Regions from separate parts of the Homo sapiens genome. Here regions 1, 2, 4 and 5 are each linked to region 3. Evidence: chromatin loops called from intact Hi-C (ENCODE). Cell type or tissue: mammary epithelial cell. All regions are shown on one strand.

Region 1 (5,000 bases), 68 kb after region 3:
GCACACCTGGATGAAGCGGTCAAGCTGCATGGCAGGATTGGCAGAGCGTGGGCAGTAGCGGGAGACCAGAAGCTGGGTGAACTGGGGGCTCAGGTTGTAGCCCATTTGGGACAGAGCTGGAGAAGAGGGGCACACAGACCAGACACACAAAAACCTGCCATGAGCACCTCCATCAATCAGGAATACTGGATCACAACAGTTCAAGGAACTTCGAGAGGATGGGCACAGAAGCACAAAGAGGGTAGAGAAATCCCAAGGGTCTGTCTAAGATGTCAGAAACACAACAGGGACCGTGTCTGGATGCTCCCCTTAGGTGGAAGGCCCTCATCCCTCTTTCTCCAAATCTCCATTATTGTCTCTTCAACTGAGGCTCAGGGGATTGCAGAGACGACAACGGACTATCCGCAATCATCTCTGATTCGTTTGCATTCCAAAAGGAAGCCTGAGCTCCCAGGACCACCTTGCCTGGGGCAGACATCAGAGGCAGTACAGCAGAGGTATGAGGACCTGCTCTGGAGTCAGCCACTGGGCAAGTTGCTTAGCCTCACTATCCCTATCTTATCATCTCTAAAATGGGGATAATACTTAACTTGTAGGTTCTAGTAAGGATTAAAACGGGTGATCATGTAAAGCACTTAGCACAGTGACTGGCACAGAAAAAGCACTTGGTAAATGCTATTTTAATAAAGTCACTGTCACTCCAAGGTCTCTTGGAGCATCCTGTCTCTTCACTGGGATGCTTCCTTCCTTCCTCTGTTCAGAACTTACCAGGCCAGGCTAAAACCTCAGCTCTCCATTTGTTATGCGGGCCCTTGGGCAGGTTACCTACACTAAACCTCAGTTTTCTCACCGGTAAAAGGGAGATTATAAGGGATTCTTCATTGAAGGGTGTGGAATTATAAATAGTACCTAGCACATGGGAAGAATGAATTACATAAGCCTATTAAAAATAGCAAGCATTCAGTAAATACGTTTTGTTGTGGTTAATATCACCCTTACTAATATCCACGACAAAAGCTGGCAAGAGTAGGTGATTACTATAGGTCATCTCCCCTCCCTTTTACTGGGGGCAGATGTGGTGCACTCACTCCTGCCCACAGACCTCCTTAGTCTGAATGAAATCCACAGCCTGGGCAAAGGACTAGACTCTCTGGGGAGCCCTTTCTCCCTCCTGGGTGGCAAAGCTCCCTCTTGGGTCCTCCCCCAACCTCTTACTAACCTGCCTGAGCCCAAACTGTGGCCTTCTGCCTTACACAGTCAGTTTGGAACCAGACCTGGGGCTGTGGCCTCAGGTCATCTTCCCCAACTGCAACTTTTAGAGTGCTCAGGGTCCCAAAAGTTGGGAAAGAAACTGTCCACTAGCAGAGGTGGCAACAGACCCATCTTTCTGAGCCCTGTTCAGGGCTCTTTCCATTCTACATGCTAGAAACTGGAGAGAAAGGAGTCACCCAAGCCACACACACTGGTCTCATAGTCCTTAAGGTGCCAAGTTTCCATCCTTAAGGCTCCCTGTGGCTGGGGCCGTCTCACCCAGCACTCCAGGGTCCAGCCCTGATTCTGGACCCAGGTGTTTCCTTGCCCTGGCTCTTGGCTCAGTGCCCCAGCTGGGTCAAAGAAGGGGTGAGGGATGCAGGCCTGCACTGAGAACAGCATTTTGTAGTGCAGGTGGACATTCGGTAACAAGAGGAAACCCCTTTGTTGTATCTTAGGGTGTAAAGAGAAGAGTCTAGCTCTGTCCTGCCCATCGTGCCCCGGCCATGACCCGCACCTTGCTGCAGCTCTGTGTAGCTAATGGAGCCCGAGCGGTCCCGGTCATACTGCTGGAAGAGGTTCTTCCACTGCTGGATGAATTTCCACAGGGCTGAGAAGCCGTAGACATCGATGCGGCCTGACTTGGTCTTGTCAAACATGTCTGAAGGTGAGGAGGGAAAGGAGGGGAGGAAGGCTTCAAGACTGAAGGCCAAGGGTCCCCCTCAGGACCCATTGAGGCAGCCCTTCTCTCCAGGCTGGAGTAGGCGACTTCACAGAACCAAGCCCTGAGGCCCAGATGCCTGCACCTGAGACACCCACATCAAGCGTTGCACCGTCCTCCTACTCTGGACACCTTTAGCCCCACCCCATCCAGAACTGCATTTTCTCTGCAGGCTTGGCACCTGACCCCTCCCTGCTGTTTCCTACAGGGGAGGGAGTACCATTCTACAGAAGAGGAAACTAAGTTAACCTGTAACTAGGCAGGGTCTAGAACTTAAGAAAGATCTCAGGAAAAGAGCTCTCAGTCTAGGGGATCTCACCCTGAACCTAGCTTCCTCCCCACAGTCCTCCCTGGTCAATGAATTTCTCTTCAGAATGTCCACCCACCCACCTACCCACCTACTGTCCACTATCAGGTGGCTCTGCCCCAGCTCAGGCCCAAGGGCAAGGCGGAGACTCACTTATCATCATGAGGCAGGTCTCATCATTGAATGAAGACCAATTGCAGTTGACCAGGGCCTGCTTTAGCTCCTTCATGGAGATATAGCCACTGTGATCTGAGTCCACCGACTGGAACCAGGAGTAGGCCTCAGGATCCACATTGGGAGGGGCGCCACCTGGAGGAAGGGGTGTGAAGGCCATCAACAGAAATGCCAGGAAGGGCCAGCCTCAGTAACTTCCTGGCTACAGGTTTCTCCTACACACGAAGCTTCACAAATTCACCTTCCCTGTCTTCCATCAAGCTGACATTCTTACTCTGATGGAAGAGGACCTTCAGTGAAGATTCATGAGTATTTGCAGTTGATTTCTATTCCATGAGTCCTCTGGAGTTCTCGTATAGTGTTCCAGACACTACTCTTAATTGATTTTATGTTTTTAAGGAACGGGGACCTGTACCCCTGTAGCATTTCAAGAATTCTCTGGAAAAGGTAAACTGCGAGATGGGGGAATGGGTGGTAGATAAAAGTGTAGAAGTGGCCAGGCACAGTGGCTCACGACTGTAATCCCAGCACTTTGGGAAGCCGAGGCAGGCGGATCACCTGAGGTCGGGAGTTTGAGACCAGCTTGACCAACATGGAGAAACCCCGTCTCTACTAAAAATAGAAAATTAGCCGGGCATGGTGGCACATGCCTGTAATCCCAGCTACTGGGGAGGCTGAAGCAGGAGAATCGCTTGAACCCGGGAGGTGGAGGTTGTGGTGAGCCAAGATCACGCCATTGCACTCCAGCCTGGGCAACAAAAGCGAAACTCCATCTCAAAAAAAAAAAAACAAAAAAACCCAAAAAAAACAGTGTAGAAGCTGGTAAGTCTGTCTACCTTAGGACACTGAGTTAACTGGCCACAATCGGGGTCCCTTCACACAAAGACAGCCATGGGCAGTTGTGGAGGACAGAAACCACTGCCTAGTACCAAAGCCCAGTAAGGACAGAGGGAAAAAGGTATGCCTGACTTAGGGATTAGTCTGACTTCCTTGGAAAAATCCGGGCAGGTTCTAGCCATCTTCCTAAAACATCGGTGTCATAGGGGAGCAAGGGCCACAGCCCCAGGGCAGGAGAGATTCTGTGACATGTTTGAACTGTGTAGTTTGTATAGAAGGGCTCAGGCTTTGGAATCAAAGCAGACCTGGATTCAAACCCTGGATCTGATCCTTACTAGCTTGTGTGACTTTAGGCAAAATGTACAATTTTCTGAGTAATGATTTTCACATTTCTAAAATGAACCCATTTCCCCAGAATTGTTGTGATGATTAAATGAGATAACAGCAAAATAAAATCCTCAGCAAAGAGCCTGGAATGTGTGTCTTCTGAGATATTTTCACAGAGAAACGGATATTTAAACTGAGTTTCTCCCCATGGTAGGCTACATTATCGTCTCCTGGCTAATAATCTCTAGCCAGGAGACACAGTCTGCACACCCACAGACATTGTACTAATATGGTACAATGGTTTAAAAGGCCAGTTCAATAATCTATTATTAGATTACTTGCTAATCTCCCCTTCCCTATAAGAGCATTGTACATCCTCTCCCACTGCCTGGTGGCTTGCAGAGGGGCATCCTTTCCCATCCTACTGATGTCAGTCTTGATCAGGGGGTGCTCTGGCCAAAAGAATGCAAGTGGGCAAGACATACAGTACTTCAGAGAAGCTTTAAGAGGCATTGTGCATTCTTGCTAGCTCTCCTGCTCCTTCTCTCTGCCACAAAGATAACATATCCCAAACAGGAGCTGCTCCTTCAGCATGTATCCCTGAATGAAAAAGACACAGGGAACAGAAACTCAACAGCCAGCTAACAGCTGCTGACATGTAAGCAAAAGAAAGTAAGCATGAGCAAGCAATACAAATAAATGCTTGCAACAAAACTAGCTGACAAACTTATCATTTTGAGGATACACACTGAAGCTGGAAGCAAGATGCTAAGGTGCCAGAGACCAGGCTGCCTGCACACCCACAGGAAGGACAAAGGCTGGCCATGGATAACTCAGAACCACGTCAGAGGTACCCGGAGTCCAAGATTACTACTTACCCTGTCCATAAAGCCCAGGCTGCTGGGCACCGTAGGAACTTGGAGGTGGCTGACCATAGGGGCCCCCGGGAGCTGCACCGCCATATGGTCCTCCTGGAGTTCCAGAGGGGAACATCCCAGGATTGGGGTGTCCATAGGGCCCTCCACCAGCTGGTGGTCCATAAGGCCCTCCAGGGGCAGGACCCCCATAACCACCACCAGGGGGTAGCCCACTACCATACTGCCCTCCACTATTGGGGGGTCCAGGGTAGTAGCTACCCGGAGGGGCTCCTGGTGCTTGTCCTGCAGCTCCTGGGCAGCCCTGCAGGAAGAGCAAGATATCAGTCAGAATGATGAGGCCAGAAACTAGGCAGAGTATGGCACTTTACAACCATAAAGCACTTCCACCACCATCCTTTCAACTGATCCTATAGGTAGGGTTGGAATTATGATCTCACTGCTCAGATGGGCAAACTGAGGCTTCCAGAGGAGCAACGAGTTACCCAAAGTCACCCCGCCAATGACC
Region 2 (5,000 bases), 53 kb after region 3:
GGAAACACGCTGGGAGGCCAGTGCTAGTCAAAGCCACAGTTGAACATTCAGATCCACACTGAGAAACAGTCATCTCCTCACACATACACATTCCCCATAGACACAAACGCCAAAACACAGGGACAGATCAAGACCCAGACAGACACATCCCACCCAGAGTGACCTCCAGTCATCAACCCAGAGCCCACCCCCTGCTCATATGCACAGTCAGACTCAAACACACTGGATTCCCTAGACACACACCACAGCCCTTACTTGAATTCAAGACTCAAACACAAACACACACTCATGCACACATATGCAGACATGCACACACCCACACATTCACACATGCACACACGCACACACACACACACACACACAGCAGCCCCTCTTCTGAGTCCCTTCACTCATTCTCCTACCTCGGCCAGCACCTAGGGAAGACAAGACATCACACACCATGCAGATGCCATACCTGCCCAAGGACAAAGTTCTGCCTTGGGTTTAGCTTCAGTCCATCCTCCTGTTCTGCAGAGGTTAAGGTCACTGGCCCCCTCCCTTATGCTGCTCCAGTTCCTCTCCCACACCTCCTATGCCTAACGGCGCATCTTCAGAGCCTTTGAAAAGGGCTTTGGCTGCAATGGGAAAGATGGTGGTTGCATCCCAGGAGTCACCTCCCAGGAGGGAAACAGTGTGAGTTTCAGAGGGTGACATGTTAGGAATGTCCTATGCTGAGCTAGGGGATGGCCAAGGTGACTGCATGATGCTCAGGCAGTCACCCTTCACCTACCTGTGATTTCCAGAATCCCCAACCTTCAAACCTTTGCACCTGCTGTTTCCTGACCTTGAATGCCTCTCCTCGAATACCACAATCCCCCTTGCAGGCTACCTTCTTATTCTTCAGGTCTCCATGGAGATGTCCCTGCTCCAGGAAGCCTGTTCTCATGCCCTGGCTGAGTCGGTCTGTCCTCCTGTGCCCCACAGCCCCCAGGGCCCTCACACCCTCCTCACACCACAGGTTAATTGCCTGGGTGTGCACCTGCCTCCCCCACCAGCCAGAGAGATTTTGCAGGGGAGGGAGACTGTGTCTGGTGAGAGAGGCTAGAGGCCTGAGAGGGGCAGAGGCTCAAAGCCCAGCTCTGCCTCTGCTGTGCGACCTTGGGCAAGTCATTGCGCCATGTGGATCCAGTGTCCTTATCTGTAAAATGGGGACAATAACGACCACCTCACCAGGTTGATATGAAGATTAAATGAGAGCAGGCATCATATGCATTATCCAAACGGTAGCTGTATTATTAGAACTCACTGCCTAGCACACAGCTTAATAAATCGTTATTTGTGGAATTAACGAACCCCCACTTCTGTCCCCACCGGCGTCCTTGATTTTTGGGGGGAACAGTAGGTATAACAAAAAGAGAAACTGGGGGCAGATAGGATGGGGGGCTGGGAGATGGGAGAACAGGCTTCTCTGGCATCGTTGGGAGCTAGCTGTTACAGCAGCATCCGGAGCTAGGCTGGAGGCGGTGCAGGCATCCTCTCTGTCTCACCCCTGTGACCCACCTGTGCCATCCTCCTCCTCAGTTAGGTGAGGCAGCAAGGAGAGGCGGGGCTGGGCTCCACCTCTGCACTGTGGCCCTCTGAAGCTGCCAGGCCCGCCGGCACACACTAAGTGCGCCCAGAATGCGGGGTGGCCAGGGGCATAAATGTTGAATGAATGAGGATGGAATGAATGAACGGATGGACGCATGAATGGAGGTGGGATGGAAGCTTGAAGTGGGAGGCTAGAAGGAACGAGCGTCTCCCTCCGCCCTGCGGGTCTCGGGGCTGGAAGACAGGGAGCCAAGACCGTCTGGGGGCTCCCACCCCGCCCTGCCCCTCCCGCCGGCCCTCCCTCCCCGCAGCGCGCAGCCCGGCGGAGCCCGCGCCGAGCCACAGCCCGCGCAGTTGCCGCGGATCGTGCTGAGCCCCGCGAGCCGAGGCAGCGCAGCCTAGGGAGGGGGCTGCCCCGGCCCCCTCCTGCAGTCCCGGCCCCTAGAGGCTCGGCCTTCCTCGCAGGAAGGCGAAGTCCCCGGTGCCAGGTCCGGGGACCAGCAGCCGAGAACGCCCGGGTCCCGGAGCCAACAGGTGCGGGGTGTGGGGGACCCCCAGGCCTGGGATGGGGGTTCCAAAGGACCCGCGGCGAGGGATGGGAGGAGCCAAGAGTCTCGGGGGGTAACCTGGGTGCTGGGAGACTGGCTCCTCGGCCAGCGCTGCTCTCCTCTAGGCAGGCTCCGAGTGCCCTCGCTCCCCCGCGCCTTCCCGGAGCCCCGCCAGCCCCCGAGGTGCAGGAAGGTCCCGCGGACGGAGCGGGCCTGCCGGCGTTCAGTGGGGTATGAAGGCGTCCCCTCCCCTTCCCCAGGGGTCTCCAGGGATCCGCAACCCTCCGGCACCTGGCCGGGGTCGTCCTAGCCCAGCCGGGGGAAGGAGGGGCTGAGTGCGGGAGGAGGGGAGGGGCGGGGAGCTGGGCTGGCTGGATTTATGAATGGAGAGCGACCCGCGCGCCGGAACAGCGGCTCCTGGCGGCCGTCGGGGAGCGTCGCGGCCCTGGGGACCCAAAGGGGCCTCTTAGGGGGCCTGGATGCTCCCCTTGCTCGCAAGGGGTCGTCAGTCCCTCCGCGCACCACCCCCACTGTGTGTGTGTTGTATGTGTGCGTGTCCGCGAGTGCCCACCGGAGGGTCTGGCAGGTATGGCGGGTGGGGCTTGGGTCTCTAACACCTCCCTTGGCCCGTTTTCCCAACCCAAAGTTAAAGCCTCTGAACTGGCTCAAGAAATATTTGCAATCGGGATGGCTTCTCCTCCCAAATCTACGGTGTTTGGTGGGTTCGAACAGACCTGGCTTAAGAGCTTTGTGACCTTGAGCAAGAGACTCAATCTCTCTGAGCTTCGGTCTCATCTGCAAAGCAGGGTACCCTAATAATGGTAACCGGAAACGTCCCCGAAACTACCTTCTCGTACCAGGTTCTTGGTGAAGCACTTGGCACGCATCGGAGCTCATTACTCCTCATCGTGGTCCTGTAAGGTATGTAGGGCTGTCACCCCATTAGACAGATGGGGAAACCAAGGCTGAAAGAGGCCAGGTAAGCTACCCAAGGCAACTGGTGTGGAATTGGGATGCAACCCAGGTCTGTCTTCCTCCACCAATTTCATGACTGTGAGAATTAAGAGGGAACTTATACGCAAAGCGCCTGGCACAATCCCTAATGTTTCCTTCCTTCTCTCTTTTCCCACTCCCTCCTTTCCTTCCTCCCTTCAGGAAGTTTGAGGCTGAGACCCGAAAAGACCTGGGTGCAAGCCTCCAGGCACCCTGAAGGGAGTGGGCTGAGGGCTGGCCCAAGCTCCCTCCTCTCCCTCTGTAGAGCCTAGGATGCCCCTCTGCTGCAGCGGCTCCTGAGCTCATGGAGCCCTCAGCCACCCCAGGGGCCCAGATGGGGGTCCCCCCTGGCAGCAGAGAGCCGTCCCCTGTGCCTCCAGACTATGAAGATGAGTTTCTCCGCTATCTGTGGCGCGATTATCTGTACCCAAAACAGTATGAGTGGGTCCTCATCGCAGCCTATGTGGCTGTGTTCGTCGTGGCCCTGGTGGGCAACACGCTGGGTAGGTCCAGGGCTTGCCCGGCAGTGCTGCCGGCTTTCCCTGGGGATTGAAGGGGGTTGTGTGGGAGGAGGGCTCGCTGATTAGGCAGAACTAGGATGGGTGTGGCTCTGCCACCAGCTTCACCTCGCTGCACCCTGCAGTCTGCCTGGCCGTGTGGCGGAACCACCACATGAGGACAGTCACCAACTACTTCATTGTCAACCTGTCCCTGGCTGACGTTCTGGTGACTGCTATCTGCCTGCCGGCCAGCCTGCTGGTGGACATCACTGAGTCCTGGCTGTTCGGCCATGCCCTCTGCAAGGTCATCCCCTATCTACAGGTGAGCTCTGCCCAGGCACCCCTCACCACTCCTTGTCACGCCTGTAAAAAACCCACGGCCTTGCATAGGTCTCAGTGACCCCCAGACTTGCCTTTCAGACAGGTCAGTGGCTCATGACCCCTGAAGTGTCATCCTCTGCTGCTAGCAAGGGCAAGCCACCAGATCAGACACTCGAGGACACAGACACAACCCCACACACTCACAGAGATCCCCTCCTGGTCACAGCCACAGACATATACATAGACACGTGTGGACATGTATAGTCACCTCCAGGTACACAGGCACACAGTCAAGGAGAGAGGCAACAGCCCACAGTGACACATACACGACACCCTAGGCCTGCTCCCCAATCCCAAAGGGGCAGACGTGAGGGGCCTGATGGAAACAGCCGTCTCCTCTCCCTCCTGCACTGGCCAGGAAAGACCCCAGTGGTGGAAACCAGGATGTCCGGATGGGGTTAGTGGGGTGGAAGGAAGGCTTCTCTCAGTTTGTATCCTGTGATCCACTTCCTGCACCCCAGAGGGCAGGGGGCACCCCTAGAGGCAATGCCCACACACCTCTGACCCAGACTCATCTCTGCCTCCCAGAATGAGGGCTTTTTCCTAACAGCCTGGGGAAGGGATGGCATTCCATGGCAGAGATAAATGCCTCTTGGATTTCCCACTATTTTGAGGCTCCCCACTCAACTGGTTAACTCTGGTGACCCTGAGCATAAAGACAGATGGATGAGGGAATTCTGTGCCTCAGTTTCCTCATCTGTAACAGGGGGGCAAGAGCGCTTTGTGGGATTGTCATGAGGATGATGAGAACAGTGCCCAGCACATAGTAAGTTACGTAGGTGCAAGTTATTATTCACCGGAGGGGTGCACCTACCATGTGCCAGGTCTAAAGCTGGACATTGTTTGTACATGATTTCACTTATTCGCACAAGAATCTTGCCAGGTAGATGGTATATTCCCATTCTGTAGACGAGGCTCAGAGAGGGTGAGTGACTTGCCCACATTTACACAGCCAGTAAGTGGTGGAGTCAGGATTTGCACTGCCCTGCACCTGCCGTCAGCCTCCTCA
Region 3 (5,000 bases):
GTGAGCCACCGCGCCCGGCCCTGATTATCTTTTACTGTGTGCTGGCCGTCGTACTTAAATATTTCTTTGTGTGACTCATTTGGAGCCTTGACTGAAGGACCTCCCTCCAGAGAAGGTTTTCATTTGCTTCTTCCAGAAACCTTTGGAAGAAACAAATAGTCTAGGGTCACCTCAATCTAAGTTCAAGGCTTGAGGTTACCGACCACCCAGGAGATACAAATTAGAGCTGCAAGTCTGTTACTGGAAAGGAGTCCCAATCCAGACCCCAAGAGAGGGTTTTTAGATCTTGTGCAAGAAAGAATTTGGGGCGAGTCCATAGAGTAAAGTGAAAGCAAGTTTATCAGGAAAGTAAAGGAATGAAAGAATGGCTACTCCACAGGTAGACCAGCAGCACCATGGGCCTCTGGTTGTCCATTTTTATGGTTATTTCTTGATTATACACTAAACAAGGGGTAGATTATTTATGAATTTCCAGGGAAAGGTGTGAGCAATCCCCGGAGCTGAGGGTTCCTCCCCTTTTCAGACCCTATAGGGTAACTTCCAGATGTTGCCATGGCATTTGTCAGCTGTCATGGTGCTGGTGGGAGTGTCTTCTAGCCTCCTCCTCACCTTACAGCCAGTAAGAAATAGAACCAGGCTAATGTATTATAATTATCATATAGTGAGCAGTGAGGATGACCAGAGGTCATTCTCATTGCCATGTTGGTTTTGGTGGGTTTTGGCCGGCTTTTTTACTGCAACCTGTTTTACCAGGAAGGGCTTTATGACCAGTGTGTTGTGCTGACCTCCTGTCTCATCCTGTGACCAAGAATGCCTAACCTCCTAGGAATGCAGCCCAGTAGGTCTCAGCCTTATCTTACCCAGCCCCTATTCAAGATGCAGCTGCTCTTCCTCTGATTCAAACGCCTCTGACAAGTCCATACTGGGGCTGGTTTACTTCTGAGAGTATGGCTCTTTGGGATCCCAACTAATTTGGGGGAAGGTCTTCTATTTGATCTTCCACCATGTGCTCTGGACTTTTATTTGTGTACATTGCCTAGAGGAGTTATCAAAACAACAGTTCAAACTAGCCCAAATCAGGAAGTGCCCTCAGAGTAAATGTGAGTTTCCCGTATGGTTTATCTGTCTACGTTTCTGTTTTCCCTTTAGCTTTGTTCTAGTGATGCCTTACCCTATGGCTGCACCAATATGTCAGTGTTTTTAGTTGTTTTCTTTTTTTCTTTTTTTTGAGACAAGTCTTGCTCTGGTGCCCAGGCTGGAGTGCAGTGGCCTGATCTCTGCTCACTGCAACCTCCGCCTCCCAGATTCAAGCGATTCTTGTGCCTTGGCCTCCCGAGTAGCTGGGATTACAGGCATGCACCACCATGCCCAGCTAATTTTTGTATTTTTAGTAGAGACGGGGTTTCCTCATGTTGGACGGGCTGGTCTTGAACTCCTGACCTCAGGTGATCTGCCCACCTTGGTCTCCCAAAGTGCTGGGATTACAGGCGTGAGCCACCGTGCCCGGCCTTTAGCTGTTTTCAATAGGAGAATTGATCTGAGGAACTTGGCGTGGCATTCCCAGAAAAGAGAAGCCGGCCAGATGGCAGACTCCATTTGAAAGAGATGGAAACTGTGGCTTAGAGAGGTGAGGCCACTTGCCTAGGGCCTTACAGCCAGTAAGAAATAGAGCCAGGCTGCAAGCTGAGGGCCGTTTTACACCAAATTCAGTGTTCTTGTCCCCACTCCCTGGCAGCACCCTCTTGATTTCTTTATATGTAATGAGGAAGTCAGAGAGTCTCTGAGGGCCCTTTGGACTCAGATGTTCTCCAACCAGGATTTCACGGCTTTTCAAATCTCTAAGACTCACTGAGCCTCCTCCTCACCTTCAGTCTGGGATTTAGAGAGAATTCCTAGATCAGCCATGAGGGGGCAGTGGTGTGCAGAGAGTGCCCAGATTCTAAAATGATGACACAGCCAAGGGCTTCTTTCTTTGTGGAGGTCTTTGCTTCTCACTGTCAGAGTAAAAAGAAAATGATGCAGCCTAGTATTCTAAGTCCCCTGTCCCTTCTGCTTCATTTGTCCAAGTCTGGTCGATGCCGCCTCTGGCACAGAGGATGGGACACAGAGATAAGTCATGTTGTGTCTCTACCATCAAGGACCCATGGTCCACTAAACCCTCTCCAGGCTAGGTTTCTGGCTGATTTTCCACCTCCTTGTCTTTGCTCTTGCTGTTCTCTGCACTGAAGTGCCTCCCCTTTCTCATCGCTGCCATTACATTTCCCCTCATTCTTAAGGTTCAGTTCAGACGCCACCTCCTCTCTGGAGCCTCCCATCCACCCCCATCAGCACCCCGCTCCCTCCCCTGCGCTCCCAGCCCAGGTTCTGAATCTCTCTCATGGCTTGAATTCAGGTCTGGCCATGTGCTTGTATCACCCTCCAGACTGGAAGCTCCTCAGGCAGCTAGGATCCCCATCAACCCTGGACCCTGTGCCAGCCCAGAAGATCAAGAGTGCTGGAGAAAGGGAAGCTGGAAGAAGATCTGCTGGCTGGGATTCCTGGCAGGGCTGAAGGAGATCAGAGCCTGCACTGAACAGACTCCACCGCGGCAGCTCCTTTCTCTACTCTGGACTCCAATCCTTTTGGGATCCTGCTTTGCACTCACTGATGAGAAAATGACAAGGGACACCTCCAGCTCCAAGAAACTATGGATTTTAAAAAATGAAAGTATAAAAGCCCCAGAAGAAAACACAGGAGAATGGCCAGCCGTGGTGGCTCACGCCTATAATCCCAGCACTTTGGGAGGCTGAGGTGGATGGATCACTTGAGATCAGGAGTTTGAGACCAGACTGGCCAACATGGTGAAGCCCTGTTTCTGCTAAAAATACAAAAATTAGCTGGGCTTGGTGGCGTGCCCCTGTAATCCCAGCTACTCTGGAGGCTGAGGCAGGAGAATTGCTTGAACCTGGGAGGCAGAGGTTGCAATGAGCTGAGAAATGCAAATCAAAACCACAAGGAGATACCATCTCATGCCAGTTAGAATGGCAATCATTAAAAAGTCTGGAAATAACAAATGCTGGTGAGGATGTGGAGAAATAGGAACACGTTTACACTGTTGGTGGGAGTGTAAATTAGCTCAACCATTGTGGAAGACAGTGTGGCGACTCCTCGAGGATCTAGAACTAGAAATACCATTTGACCCAGCAATCCCATTACTGGGTATATACCCAAAGGATTATAAATCATTCTACTATAAAGACACATGCATACATTTGTTTATTGCAGCACTACTTACGATAGCAAAGACTTGGAAGCAACCCAAAAGCCCATCAATGATACACTGGATAAAGAAAATGTGGCACATATGCAACTTGGAATACTATGCAGCCATAAAAAAGAATGAGTTCATGTCCTTTGCAGGGACCTGGATGAAGCTGAAAACCATCATCCTCAGCAAACTAACACAGGAACAGAAAACCAAACACTGCATGTTCTCACTCATAAGTGGGAGCTAAACAATGAGAACACATGGACACAGGGAGGGGAACATCACACACCGGGGCCTGTTGGGGGCATGGGGAAAGAGGAGGAAGAGCATTAGGACAAATACCTAATGCATGTGGAGCTTAAAACCTAGATGACGGGTTGATAGGTGCAGCAAACCACCATGGCCCATGTATACCTATGTAACAAACCTGCACGTTCAGCACATGTATCCAAGGACTTAAAGTAAAATTTTAAAAAAAGCAAAAAGAAAACAGAGAATTTCTGATTAACTTTAGAGCTAGAAAGACCTTTCTATGCCTCAAAACCAGAAGCCATAAAGAAAAAAGTATATAAATGGCTCTTATGCTTTTGAGGAAATGCTCAGCCTTATTCATAAGGCGATAATTACAATTTTAAAATACAATTGAGATTCCATTTTTCTCCTATCAGACTGGCAGAAATCCAAAGGTTTGATAACATTCTCTAAGCAGCACCATGGAAAAGCAGGTACATGTACTGTTGCTGGAGGAGGAGAGTTCCCTCTGCATAATCCCCACGGAGGACAACATGGCAACATCTACCCAAATTACAAAACACCGGTGTTGGGCAGAATTCTGAGGTGACCCTCACTGGCCTTCACTCTTCTGTGGTCCCCTGCCCTTGTATGAGTGTAGGGCCTGTGAATAAGATGAGCATGTGAACCAAATGATTGTATTCCATTATATGACAAAAGGGATTTTGCAGATTAACTGAGGTTCCAAGTCAGTTAACCTAATGTTAGGGAGATCACCCTTGTTGGACGGATCTGACTGGGTGAGCCCTTGGAAAATGGCAAGCTTTCTCTGGCAAGAGAAATTCATCAGAGATTTGAAGCATGAGAAAGATCTGTTCGGCCATTCCTGGCTTGATGTTGGAGGGAGCTGCATGGTGAGGACTGTGGGTGTCCTCCGGGAGCCCAGGGAGGCCCCTCCTGGAAGCCTGCAAGAAACCAGAGACTCAGTTCTACAACCACAAGGATCCAGATTCTGCCAACAACAAGAATGGCCTTGGAAGTAGATTTTCCCCCCAGAGCTTCCAAAAAAGAACCAAGCCTGGCCGCCACCTTGGTTTCACCCTGAACTCAGCACCCAGTTCAGGTGAGACTGTGAGCTAAACAATGGGTGTTTTTTTAAACTGCTGAGTTTATGATAATCTGGTATGCAGCAATAGATAACTCATACAGTACTTTCAACCTGCCAGGCATGGTGGCACATGCCTGTGATCCCAGCACTTTGGGATGCTGAGGTGGGAGGATTGCTTGAGCCCAGGAGTTCAAGACCAGCCTGGGCAATGTGATGAAACTCTGTTACACTGAGAATATTAACCAGCCGTGGTGCCACATGCCTGTAGTCCCAGCTACTTGGGAAGCTGAGGTGGGAAGATCGCTTGAGCCCAGGAGGCTGAGGCTGCAGTGCATCGTGATCATGCCACTGCACTTTAGCCTGGGCAACAGATCAAGACCCTGTCTCAAAAAAAAAAAGATACTCTTAAATCAG
Region 4 (5,000 bases), 180 kb after region 3:
CTCAACTGAGGGAGGCTTAGGGGAGGCTCCCTTGAGAGGGGGTGTCCAAAGGAAGGAGGGGAAGGTCAGGGAAGTGGCGTTTGTCTTAGATCTTGAAAGACAGGCTGAATTTGAATAGCCAAGGTCAGGGAGAAAGGATAGGACAAGAATCAGCAAATGCAGGGAGGTGGGAAAGTGCGCAAGCTACTGATATGGCCAGAGCGGAGTGGGTAAAAACACGAGCCTTGGTTACCAGGATGCAGGCACTGGGGGAATGATGTGCCCAGAACCGGGCCCAGTAGCATGGGCCCTGGTCTGATCCATCTGTGCCCCCAGTGCCCTGCACCGGGCTGGCATGGTACGCAGAGTTGGGCATGGTGTGGGGAACAGCCACATTTGTTGAATGAAAGGAGGAGGCAACCAACCATTTTGGAGATTAATCTGCCCAAGTCCCAGGCAGGACCTAACCCTGCAGGCAGGTGGGGTGGGGAGGAGGATGGGCCTACCTGGGCAGGTGGCTGAATTGTTGCAGGGCCTGGTCTCCCGCAGGGGCCCGCTGCACAGGGTCCCATAGGGGGAGGACACACAGGAGCGGGTCCGCACCTGCAGACCCTGCCCACACGTCAGGGAACACACGCTCCACGGGGACCACTCCTCAGCCGCCGGGTCGCCTACGAGAGAGGGACAGCGTCGGCGGCAGGGGGCACCTCCCAAGCACTCAGTCTCATAGGGATAGGGGGAGTGGCAGTAAGGTGGGGGCAGGCATCAGAGGGCTCCTCCTACCCTGACCCCAAGTAACAGGCTCTTCAGGAGGCCACCCAGCCCTTCCCACAAGCTTCATGTGGCACAGACGCGACTGAACTGCAGGACAGAGACAGACAGGCACACACCAAGCACACACACCACCAGACGCACACAGTCGGGCCCCCGCCGCAGAGGAAGGGAGGCGGGCCCGAGTTACCTGTCTGCGCCATGTATAGCCCAGGCTCATCTGCAGACCTCGGCCACTGGGTTTTCACTTTCGGTTCCTCTTCCGGCTCCTCACCTGGAACACGGAGGTGGTGGCAGGGGCTCAGCAAAGGCCAGCTAGGTTCTGTTACAGTGGCACAGTGAAGGCAGCCTTCCTTGCCCTCCGCCTGAGGGCCTGGAACCAACTGCATGATGCTCTCTCAGGATCACATTCTGCCCTCTGCCCCACCACCACTATTTCACAGACAAGGAAACTGAGGTTCAGAAGGCTACACAGGACTAGGCCCTGACCTCACAGTCATCTTTTCCACCTCTTGCCTCAGCCAGATGTGGGGGAGATTTAAGGGGCATGGCTGCCCATATGAAAGAGCTCTGGGAATGCTTCTGTGCCAAGTGCGGCCCATAACCCTCTCCTTTAGTCCTCTCACTGGAAAGAAGAACCATCATCTCTGTTTACAGATGAGGAAACTGAGGGCTAGACAGGGGAAGTGCCTTGTCCAAGAGCACACAGCTGCATTTGCTCCTCCATTGTACTGACTCCTAGGGGCTGAAAAAACATCCAAGCTGAGCTGCTGCAACCCTGGCCCCGAGCCTATCTCTGAGATACAGTTCATGCTCCCCAAGCAGCACTGGACTGTGACCTGGAGGCACAGGTCAGAATGCCACTCCTCTGAGACCCAAGGGGCCTAGGACAAGTGCCCACATCCAACAGACCTTTCTCCTGCTGGCCCTGAGGCCAGGAGAACAGCAGGTGCTCGAGGAGGCCAGGCTACCTTGACCCTGGCCCCACCAGGCTCTCAGCTGCCCTGATTTATGTGTCTGGGCTAGGCCTTGGAAGCACTACCAGCCCTGGTGGCTTCCATTCTCCAAAGCCTGGCCCTCCTGCACAGACATGAGCTCATCAGGGCCCTCTCCCACAATGGGGTGTCAGGGAGGGGCAGACATGGGCACAGAAGGGAAAGGCCCAGCAGCCTCTGCATGAGCAGGTGGGACTGGAAGAGCCTTTGAGGATGGGCTCACCCCATGCTATCCCCAGACTATTAGGTGCTCCTCTCCCCCACCTCCAGGCTCCTTCCTATCTCTAAAAGCCAGCAGTACTGGACAGGCACGCTGAGTGTGAAGGGACCCACCAGGGCTGCCTCTTCCTGCCCCCTGCTGCCCAGCCCGGGCTCTGCAGCTGAGAGGAAGCTCTTTCTCACCAAGCATGAGGAGCAGCCACCCTGAGCAAATCTGCTGCTGGGGGCTCAGAACTGCCACCCAGCCCAGCCTCTGGTCTCATCCACTCTGGGGCCTTTCCCTCCACGTCAGTCACCAGCCCCAGGGCCTGATCCACATGATCCCTGAAATTTCTCCATCTCTGAAACCTGGACTCCCAGAAGAGCTTTGGAGTGAATTAACCCTGGATCCCAAATGGGGTGTGGACATTGACCAGCTGTGTGGCCTCGGGCATGTCTCTTCACCTCTCTGACCCTGCTTTATCCTCTGGAGAACAACATTCATTATACTCCGCCCCCAGGACTCACGTGAGGACCCCCTGCCAGGAGGGCCTTGAAACCCTCAGCACCCTGCTTGGCACACGGCAAGTGCTCAGAAGACAGTCATTCTCGTTTATTTTTATCATCTCCCTTCTCTTCACAGCCTCCACCCCTTCCAGCCCCTCATGTGCCACCCGAGCCTACTCCCTCTGAATAGCATCTGCAGTTCCACTTGGCCCCTGCCTCTCTTGGGACCACAGAGGAGGTGGCAGGGCCAGGCGTGCCAGCTCCTCGATCCCCTCCCCCAGCCCTGGAGCCTTGTGACAAGCTACCCTCTCCACGCCCACCCCCAGGCTGCTGAAGAAATCTATGGCTGTGCCAACTGGCACCATGACAGCTTCAGGGGCTCCACATCCGCTGGGCGCCCGGGACTTCTCAGTGGCCCTTCTTGGCTCTGTTCCTTCCTCATTCCCCGCTGTGGCCATACTGCACCTTGTCCTCTCTCCTCAAGCTCATCTCTGCCCACTCTCTCAGCGATGACCTCAACATCGGGAGCCCCCAGCTTCTTGCCCAGCCTCTCCAACTACCAACTTCCCTGCAGCCCTTCTCCCCACAAAGGCCAGCCCCGTGGCCTGGGCCTGCATCCCCCTCCTCCAGCCTTCTCAGGAGGGCTCCACCCATTATCCCTTCTCATCGGCACCCTGTCAGCATTCTCCCCTTGCGGCAGCCCAGGAACAGATCCAGGCCTCCTTCGCTCTCGGAGAGGCCCTCCTCTGACCCTCTGTTTCCCTCCTCCGTCAGTGACTGCTCTGCAGCCAGCACTCTGGTTTTTCACCTGACACTCACTTCCTGGCTCAAATATCACCTCCCCTGTTAATCCACTGCAGTCTGGCTTCTGCCCACATCTCTCTGCTGAACGTGCTCTTGATAAAGTCATCAGTGTCCTCCTTGTTGCTAAATCCTGTGGATACTTTGCAGACCTGGTCTCACTTGACCCCTCAGCAGCATTTGGTCCTGCTGACTCGTCCTCCCTTGAAGCACTCTCCTGGTTTCCCACCTCTCTAGCTACTCTGTCCCCATCTCCTTGAGGGGTCTATTTTCCTGCTGTTTCCCATATCAGGAGTCCATGCTTTGTCCTGTTTTCACTGCACGTGCTCCCCACCAGGCTTAATTAACCCCCTCTGAACCAATGCTCCCAAATCATCATCCCCAGGCCCTGCCTCTCCTGTGCTCCATTCCTGGATATCCTCCTGCCTCCTGAGCAGTTCTCCTGACCATCAAATTCAGCATGTCCAAGAAGCCCACCATCTACTCTCAAATCTCTACTTGCTTGTTTCCCCACCCTCTTTGCCTAGAAAACTCCTACTTGACCTTCAAAACCCACCTCAAATGACCTCTCATCTATGGAAACTTCCATATTGTCAACTCCCCAGGCAGAGTTGGCCACCCCCTCTTCTATGTGCCCTTTCATCACAGATGGGTCCATCTTCTGACTGTCAGAAATACCCCCAACTCTCTACCATAAGCCCGTTGAGGGAAGGCTGTGAGTCCTCTCCTTGACCCCCAGGGAATGCCAGCACAAAACTCAGCCCAGCGAAATACCAAGAAATAAGCACCAATGAATACATTGTTCCCAGCTTCCCCCACAATGGGGCTCACGAGGAATGGTCATTTGTAATCTTGACTCCCCATGCAAAGTATCAGCTCCGTCCCACAGCACCAGCATTCAGATTTGATATGCCAGCCTGCACCAAAGGGACCACTAAGACAGGCTCAAAGACAGAGCTCCTGGCCCCTATTTATTCACAAACACTTTGGAGGTGCAAATCCAGCTGAGAGTCCTCCCATCCAGCTCCTGTGTGGGCTTCCTGCCCATCGTCGTGTCTGGGGCATCTACCAGTCTGGCATCCAGTGCCCACCAAATGCGGACACGTGAGAGACCAGCCTGACCTGCTTGTCGGGGTCTCACACTGTTTCCTGTGGTCCCTGCTCCTCTTCTAACCACTCACAGACCATCTGCTGGCCAGCCCCACAATGTAACAGGAGGGGCAGGGCGAAGCGGGAGTGGGTTGGGGTCAGTGGTTTCCAGAATTCACCCTATTTGAAAATCAGAACATGTCCGAGGTTCAGTTTTTGGATCCCTTTTCCGGCCTCCTGAGCTGGGCCAGAGAGGGGAAGGTACAAGCCCAAGGCCACACAGCCAGGCCCTACACTGCCTGCCTGCCCCTCCATTCCCACCCATCCCACTCAGAGGAGAGGAGAGGCCAGCAATTCATTCCCACACAGGGGAAGGCTGGTTCTCCCTGGAGGGGGAAGAAGACAGATAAGAGCAGAGGTGTCATTTACTGAAACAAACACTTAGTCAGCACACACTGTGTGCAGGCCCCAGCCAGCCCTGAGGCCAAAACAGGGCAATCCAAGAGGAAGCTGAGCCAGGCAGGGTCCAAGAGGACAAGGAGGGGCCCCCAGAAGGGACGTGAGTACCCCCAAGAACTCCTGAGTGTTCCACCCAGTGAGCTCAGCGGCTTGTGGGCCAGGTGCCCCAAGGCCTGCAGTCCTGCAATCTATCAGCTTTCC
Region 5 (5,000 bases), 140 kb after region 3:
TTCCATAGGGCTGTGTGGGGGCCAAGGAAGCTTTCCCCATAGGTATAGTGGGCAGGAGAGCAGGTCTCTAGGGCTCAGGACCTCATTGCCAGCCACCCCCGCCCCCAGCTGATGGATGCTTGTCTTTTAGTTTTATTAAACCCTGATGGATGGGCCCAGATAAATCGATGCAGGCTCAGCAAGTGGCCAGCAGAGCCATACATCGTCTGGCCTCCCCCAGGACAGGCAGCTCACGTGCACAAACACAGAGCCATGCATGTGTCAGCACAGCACATGCAGATGCGCAGGTACATGTACATAAGGACACATATGTGGTACCAGTGTGCATACAAAGCTATCTGCACACAGGCATGCTCACGGAAACATATGCTCGCTGATATACCCAGACACACCAGCTTGCATATACCCACATGCGCACAGCCAGCCTATGACCACTCCTCCTGTAGGTCTTCCTGTTGGGAAGTTCTAATGCAAGTCTGACTGCATTCCTTCCAACTCTAATGAAATCCAATTTTCCTTCCCTCAATCATGGATAGGAAATGAAAACAGAAAGGACCCCTTACCCCAATATATTTGGAGATAGGACTCCAGCCCCCTTCTCCCTGGGACAGAACTGTGCCCCCAGCCTGCCTATTCATCCCCCATCCTAGTGATATACACATCCCAGCTCTCAAACCCTATCCTGGTCTTCCTCCTGCCAGCCAATAGAAGGGCTGCCAGCTGTGGCGCCATGTGGGTGCATGTGGAGGCGTGAGGATGGATGTGATCCTGTCCCCTTCCGGCTCCTAGTCTCTGGTCGCCACTCCTCAGGCTCCAGCCAGAGTGCAGGGCTGCAAGGACAGAGCCAGAGAAGCTTCCAAGGAGACGGCTCACCCCAACACAGAGGCATAGATTTGGGCGCAGGGAGTCAGAACCAGGATGGAGTTTAGAGCTCATCTCGCTCTAGAGAAGACGACCAAGGCCCAGAGAGGGAATGCCACTTTCCTCAGGTCACACAGCAAGTCTGGCAGAAAGGGCCTCTCAGCCCAGAGCCCTGAGGCCGCCCACTGTATCCCTACTTACCGGTGGCCGGGGATCCCCCCACCTCACTGAGCAGTCCAGGCAGCAGGCGGAGGAAGCAGAGCCCAGGTTCCTCAGGTCCGCTAGGGGTTCTCTATCTCTCCGTGACGGTCACGGGTCCCCAGCTTCCTGGCGCTCGAGCTCTCCCGGCTGTCTGCTGCCCGGCGCACGCCTGCCGGGGACTGCCGGCCACTCCGGGTGGGGGAAGAGAGGCGGTTCCAGGGGGCTGGGGGCCTGCCAGGGACACTAATGGAACACAGCTGGACCGGCCCGCCAGGGAGGAGGAGGAGGAGGGCCTAGAGGGGGCTCCAGCGGCACCAGAGGCGGCTAGACTGCGGGGTGCACAGCCCCGCCCCGGGTCTGGCCGAGCTCCCAGGCCCGCCCCTCCTGCCTCACCGCCAGGTGAGCGATCCTCGAGCTAGGCGGGACCCTACGTGCCCAGAGCTGCCCTGGAAGGGGGCTCCTGCGGGCCCTTTAAGAGTCAGGCCTGGAGTTTGAAGAGCTCCCCCTTTCCATGTCCCTGGCTGGGCCCCCAGAAGGCTGCGGGGTGGGGGGGCGGGGAGGGGACAGGGGTGGAGGGAGCAGGGTAGAGACCCTCCTCCCAAGTGCGTGGCACCCATGATGTGGCTGCCGCCCAAGCCTCGGTGGTCAGCTTTTTCCAATTCCTCTGCCTAACATTCCCAGTCAGTCTGTCCCTAGGTCTGTCTGTACTGGGAGGAGGAGGGTGGGAACCCCCTCCCTCCTCCGTGCTAAATTAACCCCCTCTGCTCTGGCCTGACTCCCAGAGAAGTGAGACTGAGGGAGTCCCCTTATTCCTCCTTACTCCATGAGGTTGGAAGGGCTCAAATCCCTGGCCCCTGCTCTGGCTTTGCGGTTCCAAATGTGCTGTGTAACCATACTCCGTTTTCTCATCTGGAAGATGGGATCGTGAGAGTATATGCCTCATAGACCTTTGCTGTAAGCAGGAAATGGGCCAAAGGCTGTAAGCGCTTAGCACACGGTCTGGCACATGAGAGGAGCTCAGTAAATATTTGCTGCTATTATCGTTATTACTGTGATCCCTGGCAGGGGACGGGACTGGATTTCAAGCCTTTACACCAGCACTGGGGAGGGACCTGCTTTATATTCACGGTCCAAGGACGCAAGAGGAATTGAGCTGGGCTGAAAGATTGGAGCTCTGAGGAGGAAGGAGCCGGTAATGTTCCGAGTTCTGCCCAGAGGCAGGGCCGTTGACCAAGGTGGAATCCCCACCAAGGGTCTCCTCCCGCTGTAGACCGAAAGCAAATTTATTGGCACCAAGGCTGAGGATCCACAAAGTAGGTTCAAGAGGCCATGAGATGCTGGGCTGAAGAGGGAGAAACTGAGCGTCCCCAGTTGAGGGGGGCTCTGGGGGCTCTGTGGAAGCAACGCGCCTAGCCCTGTGGCCTCGGCTAACCCGGGGTAGGGGGAGGTTGTAGGGGCAGGCCTGGGATTTCCCGCCTCCAGACCCAGAGGCGCTGAGTCAGCGGAAACCCCAACCACGCCACAGAGGCGCCCCACTGTGGTCCCAGTGAGGAGCTGGCCCCAGATGTGGCTGTGGCAGTGGTGGGGCCTGGGAAGTGCTGAGCTCAGCAGGCGGGAAGCGGAGGGGGTGGGGCCTTCTGAGCACTCTGGCCTGCGGGGTGGGTGGGCACAGGCCCCGCCTGCCCTACCAGAGGGTGCTGCCCCAGCAGTGGGCACTCGGGAGAGGTGGGAAGCGCATATAGGTCAGGCTCTGTGCTGAGAACTTCACATATGCTAACTCCTTCGATCTTTACAACAACGCCTTAAGGCAGAATTCCATTTTTATTCCCAAACCTGCAGCACAGGAAAAACACAACTTGCCCGGGATCCCACAGCTAGTCAGTGGTGGAGCAGAACTCATGTCCAGCCAGCCTAGACTCAGCACGTGCTCTTAACCACCATGCCATCCTGACAGCTCCCACCCGTGCCCCAGACAGGGCAGGTGGCTGGGCCAGGGATGGAGGAACCTGAGAAGGGAGAGCCAGATGCCTTCCCACAGCACCCCAAGGGTGCTCACAGGAACAGCCAAGCCTGGGACACACCTTACGCCTAGAAACACTATCATAGACAGTCTAGGAATGTGCCCATGCCCCTTCCTCCCTTCCACACATACGTGCACACATCCAGAAACACGCAGTCAGGTAAAGTTCTAGCACAGCACTTGAGTACGCAGACTCCATATGCATGTATAGGCACTCATGTTCACACAGACACACCCTGGCCCTAGAAACAGTTACACACAGATGTGTAGAGACTCAAGATACGCCTCCACATCAAAGATACACAGAAACACATGTAAGAGCCCAGATTACCCCACAGAAATATATCCCTGGACATATCCAAACACAGGTACATAATTCTCAGAATGCCTGCATACAGCACTGTATATACTCGAATGTGCACACACAGACACATGCCTGTACACATAGACATGTGTGCACATAAACATACATGTGACCACAGGCATAATTACTCAGATATGCAAGCAGAGAAGCCTGCAGACCTGCAGCACATACATGTGTGCACACAGACATAGATGGCCACACAGACTCGGCTCCCAGAGAAACAGCCACTGGGACATGCACACACTGACACATGTACACACATGCATACATGCAGCTGTGCTGACACTTTTACATGCAGTCAGTGCCAGAAAGCCCTGCACGCCAGCAACCCGGGTATCCCGTGAGGCTGGGCTCAGCGCCCTCACCCCAGATGGCATCACCACGAGGTAATCAATGCTGCTAATCACCACCAGCTGCCCTGGAGCCTGCATGCTGCTGCTGCATGGGGCTACCAAGGCCTTCTGGACCTGGGGTAGTATGCCCAGATGTTGGCAGTGCCCAAGGGCCCTCCGCCCCCCACTGGGGAATCCCTGTCTGGCAGGGGCAGCCCCTGGGGCTGGGGCAGGTTGAAGAGCCAACCCAGGGCCTGGTCCCAGGACAGGTCCGGGAGCCCCCACGCGTTCAAGCAGAGATGGTGTAAAGTTCTGAGGCTTGAACAGTGGACCAGAACCCCCACATGTACACGTGCACACCTGGGCCCTGGCATATGCGCATACGGGCTCACACGCAGACACATCACACATGATTGATTACTCTTCACAGATATGCCCTTCCTGACTTCCTCATCCCTTTAAATGCCACGATAATTCATTCTGATGCTCAGGTAAAAACCTGAAAACCTTGGCTCCTTTCTTTTCCCTACCACCCCCATCCAATCCTGTCAGTTCTACCCCCCAAATACAGCCCACGTCCATCCACTCCTCCCCACCTCCACAGCTGCAACCCTCACCCAGACCATGATCATCTTCTGCTGGGCTGTTGCAAGAGCCCCCAGCTGATCTGCCTGCTGCCTTGGGGCCCCACCACCCACTTACTTCCCACCTGGTGGCCAGTAAGACCTTTTCTTTTCTTTTCTTTTTTCTTTTCTTTCTTTCTTCCCACCTGGCAGCCAGTAATACCTTTTCTTTTCTTTTCTTTTCTTTTCTTTTCTTTTCTTTTCTTTTCTTTTCTTTCTTTCTTTCTTTCTCTCTTTTTCTTTCTTTCTTTTTTCACAGAGTTTCGCTCTTGTCACCCAGGCTGGAGTGCAATGGCGCAATCTTGGCTCACTGCAACCTCTGCCTCCTGGGTTCAAGCAATTCTCCTGTCAGCCTCCCAGGTAGCTGGGATTACAGGTCCCCACCACTATGCCCGGCTAATTTTTGTATTTTTTAGTAGAGACAGGGTTTCACCATGTTGGCCAGGCTGGTCCTGAACTCCTGACCTCAGGTAATCCACTCACCTTGGCCTCCCAAAGAGCTGGGATTACAGGCGTGAGCCACTATGCCTGGCCAGTAAGACCTTTTCAAACCCATATCAGCTGGCTTCACTCTGTTGCATCCGTCTTCCTAGAATAAA

The links. A loop is a pair of places that touch in the nucleus more often than their neighbours do. Peaks named below come from ENCODE experiments on the same cell type or tissue, not always from the same donor. Only the 100,000 strongest peaks of a DNase experiment are listed, where the experiment ranks them.
Region 1: a loop joins it to region 3, with 11 times the contacts of the local background. A loop is called at or near these places in 13 of 110 quality-filtered maps.
Region 2: a loop joins it to region 3, with 8 times the contacts of the local background. A loop is called at or near these places in 33 of 110 quality-filtered maps.
Region 4: a loop joins it to region 3, with 9 times the contacts of the local background. A loop is called at or near these places in 4 of 110 quality-filtered maps.
Region 5: it touches region 3 in a loop (8-fold over the local background); 13 of 110 quality-filtered maps call a loop at or near these places.

What each region holds. Positions count from the first base shown.
Region 1 is chr1:31,630,727-31,635,726 of GRCh38, forward strand. PEF1 (penta-EF-hand domain containing 1) reads right to left here. Exons shown (of 5, transcript NM_012392.4): 2 at 4,496-4,796; 3 at 2,433-2,588; 4 at 1,769-1,912; 5 at 1-116. It also overlaps a transcript of HCRTR1 not described here. Among named protein-coding and RNA genes, the nearest start is that of PEF1-AS1, 11 kb to the right of the region's middle. In mammary epithelial cell, a CTCF peak has its summit at 2,583 (motif pointing left); no DNase peak of the experiment used is centred here.
Region 2 is chr1:31,615,779-31,620,778 of GRCh38, forward strand. It overlaps HCRTR1 (hypocretin receptor 1), which reads left to right and starts at 1,911. Exons shown (of 9, transcript NM_001525.3): 1 at 1,911-2,103; 2 at 2,978-3,038; 3 at 3,273-3,613; 4 at 3,754-3,932. The coding sequence starts at 3,415. RefSeq lists an enhancer at 1,827-2,516. In mammary epithelial cell, a CTCF peak has its summit at 2,543 (motif pointing left); no DNase peak of the experiment used is centred here; H3K4me3 peaks cover 587 bases; H3K27me3 peaks cover 371 bases.
Region 3 is chr1:31,562,332-31,567,331 of GRCh38, forward strand. LOC124903917 (a long non-coding RNA gene) reads left to right here. Exons shown (of 3, transcript XR_007065609.1): 3 at 2,393-4,601. Among named protein-coding and RNA genes, the nearest start is that of TINAGL1, 12 kb to the right of the region's middle. RefSeq lists a silencer at 677-971. In mammary epithelial cell, a CTCF peak has its summit at 1,906 (motif pointing right); a DNase peak (open chromatin) is centred at 820; H3K27ac peaks cover 1,089 bases.
Region 4 is chr1:31,743,708-31,748,707 of GRCh38, forward strand. ADGRB2 (adhesion G protein-coupled receptor B2) reads right to left here. Exons shown (of 33, transcript NM_001364857.2): 5 at 941-1,024; 6 at 486-650. Among named protein-coding and RNA genes, the nearest start is that of MIR4254, 13 kb to the right of the region's middle. RefSeq lists an enhancer at 1,062-1,111. In mammary epithelial cell, a CTCF peak has its summit at 2,104 (motif pointing left); no DNase peak of the experiment used is centred here.
Region 5 is chr1:31,702,775-31,707,774 of GRCh38, forward strand. It overlaps COL16A1 (collagen type XVI alpha 1 chain), which reads right to left and starts at 1,243. Exons shown (of 71, transcript NM_001856.4): 1 at 1,063-1,243. RefSeq lists a silencer at 2,664-2,713. In mammary epithelial cell, a CTCF peak has its summit at 2,592; DNase peaks (open chromatin) are centred at 1,417 and 2,587; H3K4me3 peaks cover 2,385 bases; H3K27ac peaks cover 1,762 bases.